Linked DNA regions of Homo sapiens: region 1 is linked to region 2. Evidence: read pairs that join two places in POLR2A ChIA-PET (ENCODE). Cell type or tissue: PC-9. All regions are shown on one strand. Links, peaks and the distances in the headings refer to the core of each region. The heading gives the core; the rest is flanking DNA.

The links. Peaks named below come from ENCODE experiments on the same cell type or tissue, not always from the same donor. Only the 100,000 strongest peaks of a DNase experiment are listed, where the experiment ranks them.
Region 1: POLR2A ChIA-PET joins it to region 2 with 5 read pairs; 2 of 35 experiments call an interaction of 5 or more read pairs at or near these places.

The regions. Positions count from the first base shown.
Region 1 is chr5:103,385,666-103,392,702 of GRCh38, forward strand. No RefSeq gene overlaps it. Among named protein-coding and RNA genes, the nearest start is that of MACIR, 130 kb to the left of the region's middle. In PC-9, for the core only: no CTCF peak of the experiment used is centred there; no DNase peak of the experiment used is centred there.
Region 2 is chr5:103,440,540-103,447,576 of GRCh38, forward strand. It overlaps the pseudogene PDZPH1P. Among named protein-coding and RNA genes, the nearest start is that of LINC02115, 98 kb to the right of the region's middle. RefSeq lists a silencer at 2,441-2,659. In PC-9, for the core only: no CTCF peak of the experiment used is centred there; a DNase peak (open chromatin) is centred at 3,962; H3K4me3 peaks cover 1,302 bases; H3K27ac peaks cover 1,570 bases.

The sequences.
Region 1 (7,037 bases), core at 1,792-5,791, 55 kb before region 2:
CAGTCTGTCCCTTAGCAGAGCTTGAGCACTGTTCTGGGAAATCTACTGCTGTCTTCAGAGCTGGCAGTCAGGAACATTTAAGTCTGCTGAAGCTGCACCCACAGCCACCCCTTCCCCCAGGTGCTCTGTCCCAGGGAGATGGGAGTTTTATGTATAATCCCCAGACTGGGGCTGCTGCCTTTCTTTCAGAGATGCCCTGCCCAGAGAGGAGTAATCTAGAGAGAGGCAGTCTGGCTACAGCTGCTTTGCTGCACTCAACACTGCCCCCATGTTAAGCCATAACCTCAAAAGGCTAGGCTGTCAAGGAAAAGGGGAATCAGAAAGAAACTGCTGGAAAGTTTGCTTTGGAACTATACAGTGGAGAAGAAATAAAGGAAAGGAAAAATTACTCTTTGAAAGTTTTGGACACAGGCTAAATTTTGTGCAGATTTGCAGACTGAGTTCATATATTTTGGGTGGTCCAGGGAAATCTCAAGCCATGAATTTGTTTCAGGGTGGTTCTAACCTGGCATTGCCTTTGGTTTCCAGACAGAAGTAAATTCACATTCTCTTAGGAGGAAGGTAACTATATTCTAGACCTCAGGGAATCCCCATAAATATTTTTCTGGACAAATGAAAATTATATTGTCAAAAATAAAGGCAAGTACATACGGCAATAGAAAATCATAAGTAGAAAACATTAGGACTAACAGAAACAATTGGTCTACAAAGATTTAACATATCGAAATAATTGGGTATAAATTGTAAACATCTATGCTTACTCTATTTGAAGAAATAAGCAGCAAACACAAAACTATAAAACTTGACCTACTAGACATGAAAAAGAGCCTAGTAATATTTCTAGACATAAAAAAAAGGTAACCCAAATTAAACCCAATGTCTGGATCTACAACTAGAGGGAAAGTGAATGGAAATATAGATGAAAAGAAAAGAAAATACATAAAATAAGTAATGGGGAGACAAAAAGGAGAAAGGTACAAAAGGAGAGGTTAAAATTCATGGAAGAAGGTATAAGGAGAGGGAAAATGAGGACAAAGGCAATTTTTGAGGAAATGATTGAGAGTTTTACACAACCGAAATAAACTAACCCAATTATTCAAAAATCAATCAGATTCAAAAACCAAGTAGATTAAATATGAATGTCATACCTGGTTATTTTACAATAAAACCTCACAACACCAAAGAGAATCATTTCAAAGTGGCTAGAGAATTATGTCAGTACTTTCAAAGGAGCAATATTTAGCCCTATTGCTGACTTCCACAATCAGCAATGAAAACCAGAAGTCATTGGAATGATATTACCAAATATTTGGGGGAAAAAAAACCCTGCCAAGTTAAAGTTCTATACCCAGAGAAAAATCTGTAAAAAATAAAGATGAAATAAGATCATTTTTAGACAAATAAAAATAGGGCACATTACCCCTAGCATACCATCACTAAAGGAAATTCACACTAGGAAAGGGTGAGCCCAAGTGAAAAACCTAAAATGAAAGAAGAAATGAAGAATAAAGAAAGTAATAAATACAGGGTAAATATAAATGAACACTTACTGTAGATAATAATGTAGAGTTAAAGCATAGTATAAAAATACATGATTAATAATGACATGTTAAATGAGAAAACTCAGTGAAAGCATTCTATGGTCCTTCATTATCTGGCACGAGTGTAAATGTATTGATAAACTTTAAAATATACATATTTATCGTTAAATAGTTATAACTTTTGGTTTCGGGGTACATGCGCAGGTTTGTTCTATAGATAAATTACATGTTGTGGGTGTTTGGCATACATATTGTTTTGTCACACTGGTAATAAGCATAGCACCCAATAGGTAGTTTTTTGATCCTTTCCCTCCTCCCAGCCTCCATCCTCAAGTAGGCCCCAGTGTCTGTTTTTCCCTTCTTTGTGTTTTCGTGTACTCAATATTTAGCTCCCACTTACAAGTAAGAACTTGTGGTGTTTGGTTTTCTGTTTCTGTGTTAGTTTGCTTAGGATAAAGGCCTCCAGCTCCATCCATGTTGCTGCAAAGAACATTATCTCATTCTTTTTTATGGTTGCATAGTATTCTATGGTGTATATGTATCACATTTTTCTTTACTCAGTCTACTGTTAATGGACATTTAGGTTGATTCCATGTCTTTGCTATTGTGAATAATGCTGTGATGAACATAAGCCTGTATGTGTTTTTATGGTAGAATGATCTATATTACTTTGTGTATATACTCAGTAATAGGATTTCTGAGTCAAATGGTAGTTCTGTTTTAAGTTCTTTGAGAAATCTCCGAACTACTTTCCACAGTGGCTGAACTAATTTACACTCCCAACAGCAGTGTATAAGCATTCTCTTTTCTCCATAGCCTCACCAGCATGTTATTTTTTGACTTTTAAGTAATAGTTGTTTTGACTGGTGTGAGATGGTATCTCATTATGGTTTTGATTTTCATTTCTCTGATGATAGTGATGTTGAGAATTTTTTCACATTCGCTGCATATATGTCTTCTTTTGAAAAGTGTTTGTTCATGTCCTTTGCCCCCTTTTTATTGGGGTTGTTTTATGCCTGTTAATCATAAATATATATGTACATACATTTTAATATGTATATTACATTTCATAATAAAGTTAATAAAATGTTTAATCCAGTGATTTGGTTCACTATAAATTGATGGTCTTCAACTTGAGTTAGCAGTACTCTCGATGCTACCTAGCAGTTCTGCCTGTTCTCAGTCGTCATATCCCTCACATTCCCCTTAGGAACTAACTCAAATATTCCCCACATTTCTCCAATCTCCTACTCTTCCCCTGCTCCCAGCATCTCCTCATCTTCAGCACCTTACCTTACCTCTCTGTTTCCTTTCTTCTCAATCTGCTAAAACAGTGGTTTTCAAACATTTTGATCTCAGGACCCCTTTAAACTCAAGAAAATTGACCTAAAAGAACCCTTGTTTAGGTGGATACTCACAAGGCATTACCTATTCTGAAATGCTGAACATTTTCAAAATGGATAGTCTGTCCTATTTATTTTCACTGAAGAGAAAACATCACAAGAGCAGAATTTATGTGTTACTAACCTTGAACTCCCTGGAACCTGACTCAGAACTTGATACTTTTTTTTTTTTGGTTATTATTAATTCTATAGGGTCATTTTTCTGTCCTCTCTAATTATTTTGGTAAATGTGAGAGTTAGCTGGTATTTCAGCTGAGTTTCTTCTAAGATTCTCCTTTAGGTGATTTGAGTATATTTAAAACAAAATGAAAGAATAGTTTATGAAACAAGTACAAAACCAATTCACTCCATCCTTAGGAATACTCAAAAAAGAAAAAAGATCCAATTTCACACTCCAGCTGAAGTCTGTCCTATATCTGAGAAAATTGCCCCAGGTGTCCACAATGGAACTTCTGCTTGAGATTCTAATATGATAAAGATGATTTCTCAGGAGATGTTATTTCTCTGAGAAGTGACTGAGAAAAAAGCTTTGTCAACAGCAAATTAAAATAAAGCTGTGGTACAATATTATTATTCTGGCCAAATGTAGTGATTTTATTCCATCTCTAGGAAAAGGAAGAGATCTGTAAGTATGCCCAGGAGGAAAGCAGGGCTGATCAGGGATGCACATGACCTGAAAGTGAGTGTGTGATGGCTTTGCTGCAAGACTGTCTGCCCCTTGCCTCTATTGAATGGAGATTTGTATTTTAGAATTTTAATCTCTCAAAGCCCTTAAAAAGACTACGTAAGACAATGACTTGCAGCAAATTTCATTATATGTGTGAATAGTGCTGTAGCCAGATTCTGGTGTCATTTCACACATTATATTTGTACTATTGCTAGGTAGGCTGCTGCCGGCCCTAAGGCAATGTGTGTGTGTTTCTGTGTGTGTGTGGGCAGGGGGCTGGGTTTGGGGAAGTCTTTAACAGGGAGGATGGGTGAAAGGCAGTGGGGAGGAAGAGGCAGGTAGGGGCAAAGCTGGGAAGAGGTATATGTGACTTGTCCTTGCAGATTTAATATCTAGGCCATCCTGGGAGACAATTGCCCACATTGAATTTAGATGTTACAAATGGGATGGCATAAAATGGGTTGGTATGTAGCTGGTGATGTCTTAGTAAATAAAAAATTGGTGCTTAATGCCACCCAAGAACTTACTTGCTTTAAAAAGTAAAGTTAAAGGGACGATTTCATTCTTCATAAGTACCCCTAGTAGAAACAAACAAAAAATAGAACATGTTTCACACCTGAGTCTACCATTAAATCTGAAATATGGTTTGAGAGGCAGAGAGAACCAGCTTCCCTGCAAAGCCTTAAGCGAGCCCTTTGTGCTCTCTAGCTTTCATTGAGTACACGGGTTGCCCTAGTGATGAATGTCCTGCTTTGTGTGGTCTCAGCATTTTTTTCTAGAGAGGCTGTTTTTAATGAGAAGGTGAATAGAGGGGGCTTCTTTTGAAACTAGGATAAGAGGAGGGCCACTTCTGAAAATGCAAGCATAATGGTGCCATTCCTTCTCACAGAGATCTGACAATCGCCCCCTCTCTTTCTGTCTGTCTTTCTCTCTCTCTCTCTTTCTCTCTCTCTTTTCTCTTTTTATTACTAAGTAGCTTTCAGTAGCCTGCTTCGGCTAAGTACTGTTTTGGATTGGCCTATGGTCTCAATACCCTGGGATCTTCTTTTAGAAGTAAAGAGTAACCAATTAGATCTCATTTTGTCACTCTGGCCTCATCTTCTTTCCTCTAAAAAGGGACTATTCTTGATGTTTTAGGGTAGGACACACCCCTGCTCCTTTCTCCTACCTATTTTAAAATGCTGTACTTTTTCAGATTTACCCACGCACTAAGAATTATGCTTCAGCCTGTTTGAAGCTTTCTTCTCCTTCAGGATCCATTGTGCAAGGCAGGAGTGGGAGAAAACCATGTAATTGCTATATTTTAGGACTCGCTTGAGGCTAGCTTTGATTGAACACACACAGTAAACTCTTGATTATCCATGCTAATGGAAGGAATAGTAATTCAGACCAGACACATTGTTTCTATCTGACTTTGAAATGTGTTGAGTGATTTTTTTTTGAAAGCAGTAGCAGGTGGTTTACTTAGACTGTATTAATAGTGAAATTTCTTTTGTGATGCCACTGTTTTGGTAGACAAAATTGTGAGAGACACCACTCTCCTCCTTCCTCTTTCTACTCCACAATCTTACCTGGCACAGACTCCCAGTGCCTTCACCTTACATATTCCTTTTTATGTCCCCCTTCTCTTATCAAAATGAACTCTTAGGAAACTGGTAAATTGGTAAGGCCAAGTAATTAATTAAAGGAGCGTAGTGTCATTTAAATAGGAGTGAAATCCCAAAACTAAGAAAACAAAAATGACTAATATTTGTATCATATTCAATATTTGCATTAAAAGGGTATCCAGTTTCATGATGGTAAGGTATTTGCTGTTTTGATGTTACATATTTTTATTTGTTTTGCTTATTGCTGCATCCCCAGTGCCTAGAATAGTGCCAGGCATGTAATATGCACATAATAATTTTTTGTGGTATAAATGAATGAAAAATAATTTTCTTATTTATTGAGACAGGGTCTCCCTGTGTCACCCAAGGTGGAGTGCAGTGTGTGATCATGGCTTACTGCATCTTTAACCTCCTGGGCTGAAGCAATCCTCCCATTTAGGCCTCCTGAGTAGCTGGGACCACAGGCATACCCGATGGCACCTGGCTAATTTTTAAAAAATTTCTGTAGAGATGGGGGTCTCTGTATGTTGCCTAGGCTGGTCTTGAACTCAAATAATCTGCCTTCCCTGGCCTCTCAAAGTTCTGGGATTACAGGCATGAGCCACCGTACCCAGCCATAATTCTCAAAATGCTTCTTCATGTACTTATTTTTTTTTCCTATTCCTGCAACTCTCCTAGAATATAGACGTCACAGCTATTATTAAAATAATTATTGATTTATCTTCCCTTTTGTTTATCGGTAACTAATTTACATGTAAACATATGTAATGTTCCTTATAAATTCTAATTCCCTATAAATAGAATATATAATAATGGAAGTTTTTTTTAATGGACAGTCTTTTTGAGCTTATGCTATTTTGCATTTTGCATTTTGCACTTTGCTGATTTGTCAGACAAAGTACATCATCACTTTGGAGACATCATCTTTGTGGAGACAGCTTTTCTTTGGCGATAAGTGACAAAGTGGTATGCTGCTCGCGGGCCATTTCTATCACCGGAACTAATCTGTCACGGTGTGGTTGTGTGTGATAAACCACTTACTGCACAGAGTAATAGGAATCCCACCCAAGCTATGCTCACTCCAGTCTATTTTTTCTTAATAAATAGAGTTAAGCAAAAGATCTTCCAGATTGTGCCATTTTAGTTGAGAGAAAATAAAACAGAAAAGTCAAAATGGAATGGCACTCCTTTTCCTTTGTGATCCTCTGTAAGGAATGTAAGATGGCAATGGAATATTAAGGTACATGGCTTCTGATTTATCCTGAGGTGGTGGGAATTGGCTTGGATTCAGGAACTCCCCGCATACGCATGTTGTGCTAGTGGAGTGAGTTAATTGCTTGGCTTTGGAGCCAGATTTGGGTTGAGTACCAACTCTTTTACCAACTTTACCAATGGAGCAATTTACTTAGGGCCTCTCAGCTTCTGTTTCTTCATCTTTAAGATGGTGATAACAATAGCATCTATTTCATTGGGAGAGTTAAATTTTAGTTAAATTTTTAGAAGTCTGCAAATAATTTCATACCTGGTGCACACACACAGTTGTTATGGCTTTGATGAACACTCCTTGAGTATCTACTGTGAGCCCAGAATCATGCCAGGTAATTTTCATATGCTCTGCAACTTCATACCTACATCAACCTACTTTTTCCCAGTGAGAAAACTGAGGCTTATAGAAGTTAAATAATACACTCAACGTGACACAGCCATTGGGGTGCTGGGAATTTGGATCTCTCTCTCTTTGCATTATACCATGTGGCCTTTCCGGGGTTTTGGTGCCCAAACAAGTTGAATCCATTCCACAGCTGTGTCCTCAATCATA
Region 2 (7,037 bases), core at 2,075-6,074:
CAGGTCCCCAGATGCTGTGTATTGATTCCCACACCTGGGTGGGTGAGTGTCAGTAGTGGTGGTGGGGTGGGATGACCATAACCTTAGAGCTCTGGATGGTGCTTGAAGAAATTAGATAACTGTTTATATCTGGAAAGAGTGTCATATGGAAGAAAGGCCAGGCATGTGGTGAACTGAGTTCTAGTTTTGCCTTTGAACTGGCTTTTCAATTTCCTAATCTCCATTATTAAATGAGGGGATGACAAATTACTCACAATTCATAGCAATCATGGTCAGTTAAGTTAATTTGAATATTCTTTCATTAAGTACACATAATGTGTCATTTTTGGAGCATATAATACCTTAGAAAAGATAACCATTAGAAAATAAAACACAAGGTAAAGGATGATAATTGTCAAACGACAGTTAAGTTCAGAAAAGAGAGAAGGTTTATTTATCTAGGACCATCTGAGATTGCTTAATAGTAGAGATGGACAGCCCTTGAATAGATGTTTGAAGGACAGCTAGAATCTGGACAATTTATATTGGGTGATCAGTAGGTAGGAGACAGTTCAGGGGAGGGAACTAGCACAAATAAAATCATTGGGTCAGAAAAATATTAACAAGGTGGGGTGTGGTAAAGAAATAGAATGCAGCCCTGTTTGGGTGGAATGTAGGGTACTTTAGCAGAAACAGCGGAAGATAAGGCCAGAAACAGGAGCTTCTGGACAAAATATAAGGCCCTGGCGTGCTCTAGAGGCAACAAAGAATGATAGACATCTCTAGAAAGAGTTATGCAACGATAAGAGCTGAATATAAACAGGAATTTCATTTTCTTCTTCTTCATCAATTTTTTTCTTTTTATTGATAAGTTAGGCTACCTGGGTTCAAATTCTGTCTTCACCATTTACTATTTAGGAGAACTTAGGCAAATTATTTAACCTTGCTAAGCATCAGTTTCTAAACCTGTAGGTGGGATAATAACCTATAACCTACCTTATAGGGTTGTTGTAGAAATTAAATGAAATAATAAGTAAAAGCACTCAACAGAGTGCCTAGTACAAGAGCTGCTCTCACTGAATGACAGCTGCTGCTTTTGCTGTTATTATATTTAAGCTATTTAATAGACCAGTTTTTGCAGCTCTTTAATTAGGACTTTTCTGTTCAAGTAGGGCCTCTGACCTTTTGGGATAAGAAAAGCCACCTAGTGGCTGTCATTACTATTTTTAACCTCTTGTAATCAGTGGCAGTCTCTGGGCCCCAGGGGTTTAAAAGCACTTTGCTAACAGTTCTGAATTTGGAGTAATCTGTGGATTCGATCCCAAGCATTTTCTTTCTGTCTATGAAAACAGTCCCTTGAAAATTAGCTTAATTGATTTGGTAATTAAAGGAGTTCAGACGTTTATAGTGATATTTTATACTAAAAGTCCCAGTCAGTGACTACTTTGGAGGTTTAATTGTTTTGTTTACCTTAATTCCCATCCTGCTATCAGCTGTTTAAAACTAAGAATTTGGGGTTGAATAGAAACAGCCTGTTTTGTAAGGGCTTAGAAAGACTATCTCTTCATAGTGGAATGATGTTAGGGTCATGTTTTAAAATGGAAGGGAGGGTGGAGAAGACTCATTTCATTGTTCATCTTGAGTGATGAAAAACGGGCCATGGTGTGTTGCTCACTTTGTACCTCTTGTACACTTCCAAGGTCAAAATGGTCACTGGATGCCTCCTTCCAATTTGGCATGTCTACCTATCTAAACATAAGCATTAATCCTAAAAGAAGAAATTAAATGACTGAGATTCCAGGATGTTCACAATTGCTAATTACTGCTAATTATTTAAAGATTATTCATATGGGAAAAATTTAACTGCAAATAGAACACCAATGATATATTTTGTCAAAAATTATAAGAAAGTTAAGTAATTTATTTTGTGGAAATCAGGTGCAATTATTTTATTAAATTATATTATTTGTATGATCATTTGTACATATAACTTTAAACTATTATATATAATTTAATAAGTATAATACATAATAAAATACATACAGTAAAACATAAAATATATCTAATAATATATGTAAGAAAACTTTGTATAGAGCTTTCTTAAATCACTTTAATAGCAATGACTCATTTGATCTTCACAACAGTTTTGTGGAAGATTGATAGCTGTTATTCCCATTTTATTAATGAGGAAACTAAGTTTTAGGAAGTTAAGCAATTTGCCCAAAGAAAATAGTTAATATGTGTTTTTTTGTTGTTGTTGTTACTCACTTGTCCAAATTAGGACTACTATGTGCTATAATTTGAATATTTGACCACTTTAAACCTCATGTTGAAATTTGATCCCAATGTTGGAGGAGCGGGGCTAATGGGAGGTATTTGGGTCACGGGGGTGGCAAGGGATGATCGTATTTTGCAATATGAGAAGAACATGAATTATGGGATGTCAGGGGTGGAATGCTATGGTTGGATATTTGACCCCTCCAAACTGGAAAGATCCCCAGTGTTGGAGAAAGGGCCTAATGAGAAGTGCTTGGGTCATGTGAGAAGATCCCTCATGAATGGCTTGGTGCCGTTTTCGTGTTAATGAGTGAGTTTTGCTCTGTTAGTTCCTGCAAGAGTTGGTTGTTAAAAGAGCCTAGCACCTCCCTGTTCTCTCACTTTCTCTCTTGCCGTGTGATCTTTGCATATGCTGACTTGCTTTCCCTTTCCACCATGAGTGGAAGCAGTCTGAGGCCCTGACCAGAAACAAATGCTGGCACCATGCTTCTTGTACAGCCTGCAGAACTGTGAGCTAAATAAACCTCTTCTCTTTATAAATTACACAATAACAATGACTTAGGCATTATGAGAAAAGAGAGAAGTCACTACCTAAGAAAACTATTGGTATTGACTCTGAATGCATCAATGACAAAAAGAATAAAGGAATTTACTTTTCACTTTTCCAGGCAATAGAATGTGAGGTGAAGGGTACATTGGAGTTAGCCTGGCTGTCTTCAGATCCCACCTTCATTACTTACTACATGTGATCTTGTCAAGTTATGTACACTTTGCAGCCACTTTCCCATTCTAATTTGTAAAATGGGAACAGTAATAATACCTCTTCTCTGGAGGACTGATGGAAGAATTTAGGTAAAGCACATGGCACAGGGCCAGGTAGAAGATCAATAAAACTAATATGTTGCTACTATTATTATTGTAATTACTATTATTTCAAGTGAAATTTGAGTCCATACCTGAGGCTTGGGTAGAGCGATTGTTATCATAGAAATACAAGCCAACCATCCTTTCAAGATGCAATAGTGCAGGACCCACATGTCCGTGTTTATATCCAGCTGGTGCAGAAGACCCAGACACCCTGGGTTCTTGATAGCCAGAGGTGGGAGGCTACTGTTGTGCAGAGTAACATCTTCCCAGACATGGCTCTGCAGGTGTAACATAAAAGGGTCAGCTGAGTGGTCATCCTGTGCCAAAAGTCTTCAACTCCCAGACCAAGTCTGTCTGACACTAGGGAAGCCACTGCCCTACGTGGTTCTTGCTAAGACAATCTGAATACCCGAGCAACTAGCCAGAAAACCTAAACTTATCCATTGTCTATAGGGAAGTACTCTTTTTCCTTCTCGTGTCCATAGACATCCCTTCTTTTTGGCTTCTATTTTATTCTGAGGAAATCAAAAGTATATCAGTCAAAGAACAGGGAATCATGTATAGAAAGGCAATGGAAACAAGCACCTTAGCAAAGACTGTTTTTAATGCCCCTGTCTATAAGCGCTGAGCCTGATAAGTTAGGTAACATGTCTGGGAAGATGTTACCTCACTCACCATTGGGATTGTCTTCCTAGCCCTGTTCCTGGTATGTCCACTGTGACGAATAGCAATCCTTGGTTCGTGCTTTTCCTTACCTGTAACTCTCCTTTGTGCAATGGAACTAGTTAAATGCCCCAGGCCAACTCAGGTCTTAGGCTTTCACAGTCAGTGACATGAAGGCCAAAGATAAATTAAAATTCTCTTCTCTGGAGGGCAGCCCTTCCTCCACAGGCCTGGGAACTGGGAGGGAACTCTGGGAACTGTGACCTGAGGCTGGGAGCACTGTGCTTTATCTCTTTATCAGAATGCCCTGCCTGTACTTGCCAGTTCCTCTTCTTTGTTTGGTTTCATTTTTGCTCTTTAGTTTTAACATGGCAGGGCAAATGATTTCAGAAGGCAGAGTTTGCTGTGTTCTTTGCTGCGAAATGGGAGCCTGCTGGGAGTTTGGGTGTTCATTTTTTCCACTTTGCTTCAGACTCTGAGTGCATTAGCAGAATAAATGCCTCTTAAAAATATTGAGGCTCATTAGGATGACACATTGGAGAGATGAATGTGTGTGCTCAACGTTGTGTTCCAGGTAAAATGAAACACAAGTCCTGTTGTTTGTCAATGATGATGCTTGTTATTGTTCTGAAAGGACAGTTACAGGGTACCTGGCAGTACATTTAAGCTCAAACAATCCAAATTTTCCCAAAGGCACAGAGCCAAAATATGTAGAGAAGACAATTGATAATTACTTTTGCTTGTATACCATTTTGTGAGGAAATGAGCATATTTAAAGGAAATCTATAATCTCATTAGAAATCATATCTATATCATAAAAATGAAACAATTGGTATTAAAGCAATTTTTCCCCTAACAGTTTGTAGAACAAGTTCAGAAAGAGAAATATCAAATGCCTTAGACATTGAGGTGATGACTCGCCTGTTGATGTTATAAAGTTATCTATCAGTTTGTAGGTGAAATTTAAATTAAAAACCATCTTGCTCCAAAGCTTGGAATCATGAATGGGCAGGAATTGTGAAAATTGGCCTTATATGTCTACAGAACAAGGATGCTAACATAAAGCACTGTATTTCTGAATTATAACACACTCATTTTCTAGTAAGCTGCTCAATCAATAGCACCATCCTGAGATATCCCTGAGATCTTATATTTGGAGAGTAAAAAGAAAACAGCAGCAGTGGTTTGTCATCCATGGGGAACTACTGGACTTCTTCATGTGAAACAGAAATTCCACCCCAGTTTGTGACTCCCCACTGAGTCTTACTGAGAAGGATGGCATACAAACTCCTGAAAATGAAAAGAGCAGCAGGAATGCAAGCTCCCCCATAGGAACTGAGCAAAAAACCCTGTTGTCTTAAGATCCTCTTTCCCAGCTTTTAGAACACATCTGAGACGTCCCGGGGTAGACTGCATGACATCTAACATGTTCCTTTCTCCCTCTGAGAAGAAATGCAAAATGAAAGAAGAGATAAATATCAAGGAAATTTTACCTGGCGGACAAGACGGGCCGCTTTGTCCATTGCCTCAAGCCACCTGAAAGACAGTAAAGTGAGAGGAGATGTCCTTGGGGAACTGGATAAATATCACTTGGAGGAGCTTGTTGTTTCTACTGAACCCATTGTTGAGGCAGAACAGTCTTGAGGCTCAGATATATTTCATTGCTCTAAGTTTATAGTTGAAGGGTGACACATTTGCAAAATTGGTGTTACTAGGTGGCAAAATCGCACTTCCATTTGGCATATTTGAAATATTCTTATCCTTCTCCTTTACTATAGTTTACTTAATGCCTGAGAATAAATGTAGTCAGTCTTTACAAAGATATATGAATTTATTAACACCAACAAAGTTAATAACAATTGGTATATTAACTGTAAGGTACTGACTATTAAAATATGGAAAGACTGGTAAATAATCATTGTCCTGAGTCTTTCCCTAAGTGTTCCTTGGACATAGAGGCCTCCTTTAGCACACCATTAACGCCCCTCCCTGAGGACTGAATTTTCTTAGTTTTGCCTCCTTAGCTAGGCACCAGCCTATTCAGCCCACCCTATCTTGCTAATCTTTTTAAATTTTCTTTTAATCCCCTAACTTCCAATCAAATTATACTGCCTGCTACTCTCCCCAAAGCTTGATTTATTCCATTTGCCATCCTATGTTCTACTTCTCTGTTATATGCTTATCCAATCCTATACCATACCCTTTATAAACAACTCTTTCATACCCCCATCTAGAAAACCTCTCTTCCTACTCTCAATTCTTATGCCACTTTGTCTTTTCCTATTGCACTTCTCAATTTTTATTTTGGATTCAATATATTGAAATAAATGCCCTATCTTCTTAGTTAAGAGGGTTTTTTTGAGGGCAAGGATTGGCTCTTCACTATACTAATAATCTTTAGAGATCTTAAGACAGTGTCTTTGGACATACTAGATGGCCAATAAATATTTTGTGCATTAATTGAAGTACAATCAAATTGTTATCATGTTTTCTTGTTTGTCTTTTAGAGTGCCATGCTTTTGAATATTACAATGTTCCACAAATAGAGATGGTGTATTGTTTGCCTAATATGTTTCAGCCTAGGACTACCTTGAAGATTGGAGCTGGGCCCAAACGTTCTTCAGGAAATGTGTCATTGATACTAAACACTGTTGACCTGTGGCCTTTTTGTCATTTACTTTTTGTCCGCCACTATATCTCACCCCTCACTCTAGCATTACTTTCAATAGTTTTCAGTCGACTCATTGGATTGACCTATGATCTCCATTCCCTCAGGGACTGAGTAATGATTATGGTGGCTAAATGATCAGAGCTCATAGGCTACCCTCTTAGATTGTAAGCACAATCCTCCTCCATTTTGGTTGTATGTGAAGATATCAACTAGTTTCATTCCTCTGCAAAGCTACATTATTATGAGTATTTTGCTTTTCTCACTATATTTTATTAAGTTGTGATCCTGATAAATTATTTTTATACCTACAACTATTTATTCATCCAATTAGCTTAAAATACATACACTTGGCAAGTTTTGGAAATGCTAGATGAGATCTGCAGTAATAATTACATTTTTCAAGAAAAAATGGAGACCTAAGGTGAGTTAGCGTATGATCCTTACGTTCTTTGGAAATAGTTAGAACAAATCTGGAGGGAAAATGAAGAATCAAACTTTTCCTACCTAAGGGGGGTGGGTGGGAAAAAAGATATTTATTGACTCATACTGTGAATCTGTTGTTTCCTGCTTCCGATCTTAA